Regions from separate parts of the Mus musculus genome. Here region 2 is linked to region 1. A link is a contact called in ENCODE Hi-C data. All regions are on one chromosome and are shown on one strand. Each heading gives the region's core, a stretch centred on a gene start or an enhancer-like site at or near the end of the contact. The rest is flanking DNA. Distances are from core to core; before and after follow the strand shown. Region 1 overlaps Cyfip2 (cytoplasmic FMR1 interacting protein 2). Region 2 holds the start of Itk (IL2 inducible T cell kinase).

Region 1 (4,762 bases), core at 38-2,537:
GGATCGCCAGGACCCATATTTTAAACGGTAAAAGTTGGGCGTGGTGATGCTTGCTTGCAATGCTAGTGCCAGAGAGGCGAGGACACGTGAATTCTTGGGGCTCACTAGTCAGCCTCACTAGTGAATGATATCCATGGTTGCACGGTCGACCCACAGCCTCCATTTGCACACACACACACACACACACACACACACACACACACACACAAGAAAATATAGGAAAGCTAGAGTGCCGGTAGCCTCCACCGTGATGTCAGAGGCTGTGTGGTAGGATTTGTTGCAACTCACAGTTCAAGCACTGAGGTCTGCAAACATGCTGCATTTTGTAAAGCAGGAGGAGAGGTTTCAAAGTGTCCCCACCATATCACATCTAACGTGTTTGTCCTTTCTGCAGAGCGTGGAAAGGTTGATGCGGTCACATCAATCATGTGACTACTGTACAGCATGTAGGTTTAGAAAAAGAAAAGAAAAGAAAAAAGAAAATGACTGTACTTGGTCTTTTCTCCCTGGGCCTTTCTAACCCGTGGGCAAATGATTCTGGTGCTAGGTGGGACATTTGTCTCCATATAAGGAGCATGCTTAAAGCTACACTTCCTCAGCTTGGACCATCTGCCCACGGTGGCCAGAGTATACAGGGTCACCAGTCTCTTCAAGGACATCCTGGCTGTGTGTGCCTTTGCTCAAACCACAGCCACAGCTTTGTGGCTTGTTTCCTCCTCTTCTCAAGTCCTACCCTGTGTCCAGACCCAGGCCTTGATCGACCTATTCTGAATGTAAGGAAAACGTTGCTCATGTAGGCAATGGAATGGGTTTTTAGCCATAAAGCTAAAATCATTTTGTGTGCAGAAAAATGGACGCGACTGGAGCTCATCAAATCCAGAGAATTAAGACAGTCTCAGATAAGGCAAATGTTACACGTCTTCTCTCATTCATGGGACCTAGATTTTATACAGATGCATAAAATCTCCTATGAACAGATCGGGAGGAAAGGAGAAGCAAAAGTGTCTAGAGGAAGGGACTAATGTGGTGGGGGGAGGAAGAGAAAGGTGATGGGCGAGGTGGGGTAGGGGATGGGGGTGGGGAATGCTTGAAGTAAGCTACACGCTCGTATGGAAATGGCCCTGTAGAAGCCAGTCTTCTAGAATAACAAGAATAAACAGGTCAGCCCCTCTCACAGCAGCTATACTCTCCCACACTCCCACAGAACTCATGGTGTGGAACTCTCAAGTCTCTCATCCTGTCACTAACCGCTTCATACACTTACAGACTCTCTGGGTTACCACCGATGCCAGGAATAGACTTCTTTTCTGGGTCTGACTCCTCCAACTAGCACAGGGGGAGGGGCACTGGGCACGGCATATTCGTCAATGTTTAATGATGTATTGACTATATGAGCCAATGACCCAAATTCATGTCTCCTGTTGTTTTTTTGTTGTTAAGAATTTGAAACAATATCATGGTCCCTCGAGGCACCACATCTTCAGAAGCCTTCCTTGTCTACTCTTCCAAGAAGCTAAGGAAACCTCTGTAGATGATTCTCTCATGCTTTAGTCCCTATTGCCTACTATATCATGTCTCCTTCCCACATGGAGCTGTAACAGATTTGGACACTGAGGGGAGACTTTTAGATTGTAATTATTACCTCACGATTCCCACACTGCTGGAGTCGATCATAAAGCATCACATTTTAAAGGCACACACGGAAGTATGCCTCAGTACTGAGATAATGAGTTTCTGAGATGAGGGTCTGCCCTGTATACTCTTTGAGTTTATGGGCTGTCTTAGGGTTTTACTGCTGTGAACAGACACCATGACCAAGGCAACTCTTATAAGGACAACATTTAATTGGGGCTGGCTTACAGGTTCACAGGTTCAGTCCATTATCCTCAAGGCAGGAACATGGCAGCATCCAGGCAGGCATGGTGCAGGAGGAGCTGAGAGTTCTACATCTTCATTTGAAGGCTGCTAGCGGAGTACTTGCTTCCAGGCAACTAGGATGAGGGTCTTAAAGCCCACACCCACAGTGACACACCTACTCCAACAGGGCCACACCTTCTAATAGTGCCACTCCCTGAGCCAAGCAGATATAAACCATCGCACAGGCCTTTGGGGAAAGCTGGGCAATTCTCTCAGTCAGCCTTAGCTTGTTTCTTAATTCCCCCTCCCCCCCAGAGGGACCTGGTCCAAACTTTGGAGTTTCCTAAGGTCGCCTCATCAGTCCATCACCTTTACTTTCTGTAGAAAGCCTCACATCCTGTCACAGTTCATCGTAACTGTCAACATAACAGGATGTAAACTCTGAAAGTGACTCCAGGAAGGTTTGACTAAGGAGGGAACGTCTACCCTCGGCACCGAGTGAGTGGCACCTCCCCATGGGCTTCATCACAGAATAAATAGAAAGAAATATTGATGATGATGATGGTGGTGACGATTAATAAATAACAAGCTGAGTACCAACATTCATCGTTCTCCAACTCCTGACTCAGCATACAGTGTGACCAGCTGCTTCATGCTCCTGCCGTCATGATGGCCTGTACCCCTTTCAACTGCAAACCAAAAGAAATCCTTTCTTCCTTAAGTTGCTCTTTATCGTGTGCATTTTTGTGAGATTTCCAGCCCTCCTAGGGATTGGAGTCTGAGAATTTCTACTGTGAGAAGACTGGCTGCTGAGGTCAGCACCCAATCAAAATGTGCCACCCCCAATGAGGTCATCACTGGGCCTCTTCCTTTTGGGAGGTTCTATTTGCTTTCCTCTGTCATCATACTGCTTCTGAGATGACACGAGGCTTTCAAAGTGCCACCCAGGCAGCATGAGCCCTTCAAGAAAGTCCGCTGCAGTCAGCTCTGTCCCCTGAAACCATTTCTCTCAAGAATCTGCACTTGATTCATTTCTCCTCTGTTGCCAGGGCCTAAAAAGTACTGCTTCAGTGGATGTCTTCTGTGGCAAATCACACGCACAGTTTACAATGGCCATAGCTCCAAGGCTACCGCCCGAACTTTTGCATCCTGGCAGATAACCTTCACACCCTGAGTGGATCCTGATATGTTTTTACACACATAAGGACATTACAGAACCTGTGAGCCACAAAGTGCCTTTCGGTTTCTTTTTGGCTCCAAGGCACAGAGAAGCCACAGAACCAACTCTTAAAACTGACACGCAAAATACACTTAATAAATCGTTCCTTTAAAAACAGAGGCATGCATCCAAAAGAGGCATGCTCGGGAGTCCCGTTCTCTTCCTCTTTCCATGACTTCTTCTCCACCTGGGGCTTCACAGACATTATCTCATCCCAGGGCTTTGGTGGCAACAGATAGGTGACAGGCTTAATGGACCGCTTTCCATTGCTCAATTGTTGAAGTCGGAAAAGGCAGTGGCCAAGTTAAAGGCTCTCAGGAAGCCTAGGAGGAATCCCAGTCCTAGCCTCACTGTGCTGCCCTGTCCATCCCAAGCTTGCCCTTGACATTTTTGAATTGGTTGCAGAATGCTGAATACACAGAGGAAGACATTCTTCTCCGGCTCTGTGTGCTGAAACGTGAGAATTACCGCTGCTCTCCTGCCCCCACCCGGTCCTCCTGCCAACTCAAGTTCAACCACGTTCACTTTCAGCAGTTGCCAGGTGAAGCCCTGGCCAACACCTTGTCTGATCACATGCCTTTCTAATGTCTCTGGCACGTACCTCAACTGATCCAGCAGACCAAGTCCCCTTGAAAAAGCACGATTCAGGTAAGTCCCGGGAGTGAAGAGGTCCGAGAGGACCGTGAATTGACTATGCACATGAACCAAATTCTCGGCGATCGTGTAAATACTGCATCGCAGCAATAGGGGTATAAATAGGAGACCGATTGTGTGCCACACACTCTATTCAGAGCTTTCGTGCATCTTTCATTTAATAAGAACATCCAAAGATGCACTGGCCCCTCCCCCACCACAGCTGGCCTCCGAGTCACAGGATTCACAGTCTGCAAGGCACAAACTGCTGCCTTCCCCATCCACCAACCACCTCCAGCTACAATCGCCAAGGCCATTCGCCGGACCCTAGATATAGCTTTGCTTCTCAAATTGACAAGACCAAAGGCCTTTCACAAAGGCTCCAATGAGGTGACTGACATCTGGTTTCGTCAACTATAAGTGAATAATTAATACTTGCCAGTAAAGAAATAGACTCATTGTTATGGTGGCCACATGGAGGCTACAGAAAGAGCATTTTGTGAAGCTCTTGGTGGAACCCTGGGGCTAACAGTGGTCCAAAGAAGCCTCTTTGAGCATGGAGGCCGGGGCTGAGATGTGAGGACAGGAGCCCTATACTGTTTTCCAGCAATACTGTTCCCAATGCTAATTAGCCTGTTGCCTATTCATCACCTAATTTAGCTTTCAGGTCAATGGCAGCCTCAGAGGCCCAGTGACCACTGAGGGGGCACGATAATCGAAGGGTGCACTTCTGTTACCGGGGCCCTTGGCTAGCTGTTAAATTACTTCTCCATGTGATCTGATCTGAGCAAGAGTCTCCAAACCTGTGCCCCACCCCACCCCCCACTTCTGGCCTAATGCCTAACTCACGCTTTTTCTTTCCATTTTCCACCACATTAGGGAACAAGGCAGTCTTGGGTTCCTATACAACCAGTCAGAACTGGCCAGGAACTACAATAAAGAAGATTAGTGAGCTAATGCCACCGGCCTGGGGCTCAGCAAGCAGAAGTACCCAGGGGCACTGGCTTTGTAAGCAGCAGCGTGCTGTCTGTGGCTTCGTAACTGTCAGGGCAG
Region 2 (4,936 bases), core at 1,340-3,839, 83 kb after region 1:
GTGGATCTTCTAGCGAGACACCAGCAGGGAACAGAAGCCTCCTCATCTCGGTGAGCACCAAGCTAAAGCCTAAGTACTCATCAGTGCCCAGCCCCTCTAAAGATGCAGAAATACTACAACCATATGGTGAGAAATCAAACAAGCTTCGAAAAGTGTTTGTGGAGAATTAAACAAGCGTCACTGTGTCAAAAACAAAAGATTTTGAAAGAAAGAGTGGAACTTGGGGTTGCTGTCTAGTCCTTGTATTTACAAAGGAGACGAGTCTGATGGAGGACATTTGCCCAGGCTGACTCACTCAGTGGGAAGTGCAGCGACGACTTGACCCGCACCCTGTCAGGAGACATCTAGGATAGGTTAAGGTTAGCAGGGGGCCTTCCTAGAGGTGGTACGTTGGATTTTTGGCATGGTGCGCAATGGGTGAGCTTTATGGTAAGGCCAAAGAGATGTCATCTTAGGATTGCTTCTTACAACTGATATGCCTTTCCTGTCATTATGCAACTAACAGTCCCTGGGCATTAGCCCACCCTATTGATCAGATTTCCTTCAGATCAGCATAAAGATGAATGTTCATGAATTAATGCTGTTTAGATGAATTAATAATGATTCTATAGAATTCCCGATTTGATTCAAATAATTTTAGGAAGTTTTAAGAGATGGTCTTAGTTGCTTTGCTAGAAAGTTGTAATAAGGTTACAGTCAAGAATAGAATGTGCCCACTCCTCAGAATAGTAAGAAAAGGCTGCATAATAAGAAATACAATGAGCTTTTAATAATTATACTAAAAAGAGAAATAGACTTGGGACAAATTTGTGTTCAAGGAAAAACATTTAGGCCCAAGGATACAACCACAGATATGAACTATGATAAGCCAGGGCCATGTAAAAGCTTTGAACTTGTAACAAGCATATAGAATGAAACACTCCTTTGAGCTAAAATATCAACATCTTTTTGTAACTTCAAATTTGTGTAACATTTTATCTCTGAGGTAATTTTCTAAAGAAATTTTTGTCTGAGAAGGTATAAAAAAGCCAGAGGAAAGAAATTAAGTTGTTAGTTGGATAGTTTGGCTTGGGGGGGGGGGGGCTCTGCCCATCCATCCATCTATCTATCCAGATGTATATGTCTGTTTGTCTATATGTATGTTCGTAGGAGTATGTGTGTATGTAAGCATGCATGAATGCTTGTGGAGTGTATGAGACAGGTGATTGGGCCCAACAAAAATGTGAATGTGTTAACGTGCAAATAAGAATGTGAATGAAAGTGTAAATATATGTGTGAATGTATATGTGTCTGCGCATATTTGCCTGTATAAAGCATCTTAATTCTTTCGCTTCCCTTCCTCTCTGGTTCACAGAGTTAACCAGCCTAGTCAGAGGGGCTTCTGGCTGCCTGGACTGAGAAGGGTGTGACATCAATATACCATTACCTAAATCACCCTGCCGTTAGCAGCAAGTGTCAGCAGATCCAGTAGCTTCTGGCCTCGGAGTAACTTGCAGTCAAGATAGACCTAGGTTATTTTAGAAAGCAACCCTACTCTCAAAAGACCAAGTCTTGCCCCAGCCAATGCTCTTGGCCCTTGGCTGCCTCAGAGAGGACTTAGCCATGGGCTAAGCTCCCAGCACCACCCAGTGCTCCTGTCACACTGTAGTATTAACACACACTCGCTTGCTTTTGTTGTTATTGCTGTGCACGAAGATGTCATTAGACGCCTCCAGCTGAGCCGACACACTCTAGCGGGATCCCTGGTCTGCAGGCAGAAACTCTGTGTTCCACACCCCCAGTCTCCTGAGATGTTTTACCACAAAGAGGGTTGTTCCTTCCAACTTTAGAATGTCACTTTAATGGAAGTAGGACCCCATGGCCTCAGGGCAGTGATGACCATTGAGATAAGCAGAGTTCAAGTCGTGAAAATCTTACATAGGACCTCCCTTCACAGTCTAAGAACCACTTCTTTTGTAAAACAGGGAAGTTGAGCTAGGTTTCCCCTTACGTCTTAATAAGCCATAGTTAATATTTTACTGTCCTACAGACTGTAGATGCCACATATACTTCATGTTTACATAAACTTCAAGTCCTATCCACAACATTCACCACATAAGAAATGTATGAACGTTAAACCTACAGATTTTAGAATTGAAATAGCCAAATCTAACTGACACTGGAGTCTCAGAACTCTCCACATTTCTTCCGATCTCTAACTCTACTTGGTGGCTTCCAAAACACACTGTACCTGCATCCCAGGTGTTCAAGTTTATCTCAGGAATCAGCTCAGTCCAAACACAGAACAAAGTAAATAAACAAAATAAATAAACAAAATAAACAAAGCACAACGTAAGCCTTCTCATACCCCGTGGCGGTCCTCAAAGTAGGCCAGGCTGGCTTTCGTTAAGACAAAGAAACGAACTTTAAAATTCGAGGGAGAAGTCCTTCTCTTCTGTTGGGACTTCTTGATCAGCTGTTCTTCCAGGAGGATGAAGTTGTTCATGGTCCAGTTCTGAAAAGTGATGCGCCTTGGGCATCACCCCGCAGTGCGACTGAAGGAGAGGAGCAGCGGAGACTGAGACAGGATGCAGTTGATCTTTAGAGAGTCGTTCAAAGGCAACTTGCCTCTAACCTTATCTTTTCTATCAGCATCAGCCAGCCTCACCGCTGAGCTCCCTCCTCTGATGTCAAAGGCCATGACCACATCCTTTCAAAATTCACCAAGCTGGGAGGCACATGCGTACCCTTAGCTATATGGTTTGAAAAAGAAGTTTGAAGAAACCTAGAATTATAAGAGGAGTTCACTTATAATTCTTCTAGCTCCTGGTTTAGCCTTGACAACAGTTAAGTCATGTAAACAAGGGACTAAGAACAGGGATCCAGGGGTCAATGGAGCTCAGCTTGTATGTAAGTTTCCCATTGCTATTATCATGGACTGCCTGCCACAGGCTTAGTGGCTCAAAGCGCCATAGAGCCACAAGGCTCAAAGCGCCTTACAATTCTCTAGTTTAGAAGTCTGAAATGTGTCTGGTTGAGTGACAGTCATGGTGACTGTGGGACTGTGCGCCTTTCTTGCAGATCTCTAGGGGACACTGCCTCTGCGACCATCCTCCCTACTGAGGGACACTCTGGTGGCCTCTGTCTTGACTCTTTTACTCCATCTTCAAACCCCCAAACTGCAGGTCGAGCCCTGCTTGCTCTGTATTGCCAAAATCTCTTCCTCCTACCTCTGCTCCATTTAAGGATCCTGAGAACCACACTGGGCCCTTCTCACAGTGGTCGTCTAGGGCAGGCTCCCTATTTTAAGGTCAGCAGATGGGCGCTATAACTCCATTTGGAATGTAAATTCCCCTTTATCACCCAACAACACACAGTCACAGGTTATAGGGATTAGGGCATGCAGAGATCTGCACAGGGCTGTTTATTCTACCTATCGGTTTGAATTCCATCTCTACTACCTACCACTGTCCAGTGGCTTGGAATATCAGTTCCTTCATCTATGAAAGGAAGCAACAGGGGTCTTGTATGAGGCACTGCAGGGGCCCCTTTGGACACCGTTGGTGTGCCTGGCTTCCTTCTGTGTATGCTACTTCAAAAATGCAGTGTCCTGTGTCTGAACACTCTCTCTTGTCTCTTTCTTTTCCAGTGAGCGCCTATGAGATACTGCCAGCCTCGCCGACCTGCAACGTTCTCTGGGAAGCCTTTCAGACTTTCCCACATGGAATCCTCTCTCCTATTTTCCTCTGCCATAAGGACTCTAATGAGGAGGCAGGACACACAGACAGACAGCAAGCTACCTCCTTGTAAGGGCTCTTTGGGAACTAAAGCTTATCTGCCCTGTGGACAATTCACAGGGTCTGACCTTTGAGTCAGGATAATGTTATGGTGTAGAACTTATGTGACCAGGAAGTTAATAGCCAAGAAGTCCCGGGGCAGGCAGAGGCAGCTCATCAGAGAAGAACAGAGGACGAGACAAAGGGAGGGAGGCAGTACAACTTTCCTGTGTAGTTTTAGATGTAATTGCTAATTGCAGCCTCCTTTCACATCATACATTGGATGCTGCTGAATAATGAAGGCAAAAAGAGGCGGGGAGGGAAGAGGAAGAGAGGAAAGGGAAGGGGAGGGGAGGGGAGAGAAGGGATAAGCTGAGATTTTAAGACAGAAAAATATGTACAAAAGAGGTAGACTTTTTTTTTTTTTTTTTTTTTTTTTTTTTTTTGGTTTTTCGAGACAAGGTTTCTCTGTATAGCCCTGGCTGTCCTGGAACTCACTTTGTAGACCAGGCTGGCCTCAAACTCAGAAATCTACCTGCCTCTGCCTCCCGAGTGCTGGGATTAAAGGCGTGAGCCACCACGCCCGGCCAGAGGTAGACTTTTTAAACTACAGTTTGTAGCAAAAAATACTAATTTCCTTCTCTTTCCTTTCTCTAGGGTAACTGATTGCCTGAAGATTATCTGGACATCTGGGCAGCCTGCCTAAAGACGACATCGTTTTTAGCTTTTTCTGTAACTTGGTATAGCCATACAACTCTTTTCTGAACAAGAGAATATGGCAGAAATGGAAGCATCCTGGCGGGATGTGGTGCTGTGCATCTGTAATCTCAGCTCTCAGGAGGCCGTCTCAAGAAAAGCAGGGGGGTCCTTAAAGGGCATCTCCTGATCTCCTCCCTTTCCTACTACTGACTAGGGTGTCAACTTGATGGTTGGAGCTGGAAGAACTATTTTATACTACATACTGTGGAGGTTACACGTGAGAGCAATGGATCCCCGATAGGAGGAGTCTGAGGCTGTGATGACCACAGATCTGGTCACTCACGCTAGCAGTGGAGTGCCTCTTCACACTTCCTCTCAGACGAGAGGCTCAGAAGCAGAGGATCATCTCTTTTAACATAAAAAGAAACACACCATTAATATTTTCTCGGGCCCTGTTATTTTAGTTTCTGTTACTGGTAGCA

The links. A loop is a pair of places that touch in the nucleus more often than their neighbours do.
Region 2: a map of regulatory T cell shows a loop between it and region 1 (2.5-fold over the local background). The contact joins the promoter of Itk here to the enhancer-like site in region 1. A Hi-C loop is called at or near these places in 2 of 37 maps with a recorded cell type or tissue (T-helper 2 cell and regulatory T cell).

Annotation. Positions count from the first base shown.
Region 1 is chr11:46,305,708-46,310,469 of GRCm38, forward strand. The region is part of intron 1 of Cyfip2 (cytoplasmic FMR1 interacting protein 2); the gene reads right to left. Among named protein-coding and RNA genes, the nearest start is that of Cyfip2, 4.3 kb to the right of the region's middle. Within about 2 kb of position 1,288, at least 1 of the 3 ENCODE cell types and tissues checked has a DNase peak (open chromatin) inside an H3K27ac peak, as active enhancers do.
Region 2 is chr11:46,386,926-46,391,861 of GRCm38, forward strand. Itk (IL2 inducible T cell kinase) reads right to left here and starts at 2,590. Exons shown (of 17, transcript NM_010583.3): 1 at 2,348-2,590. The coding sequence starts at 2,485.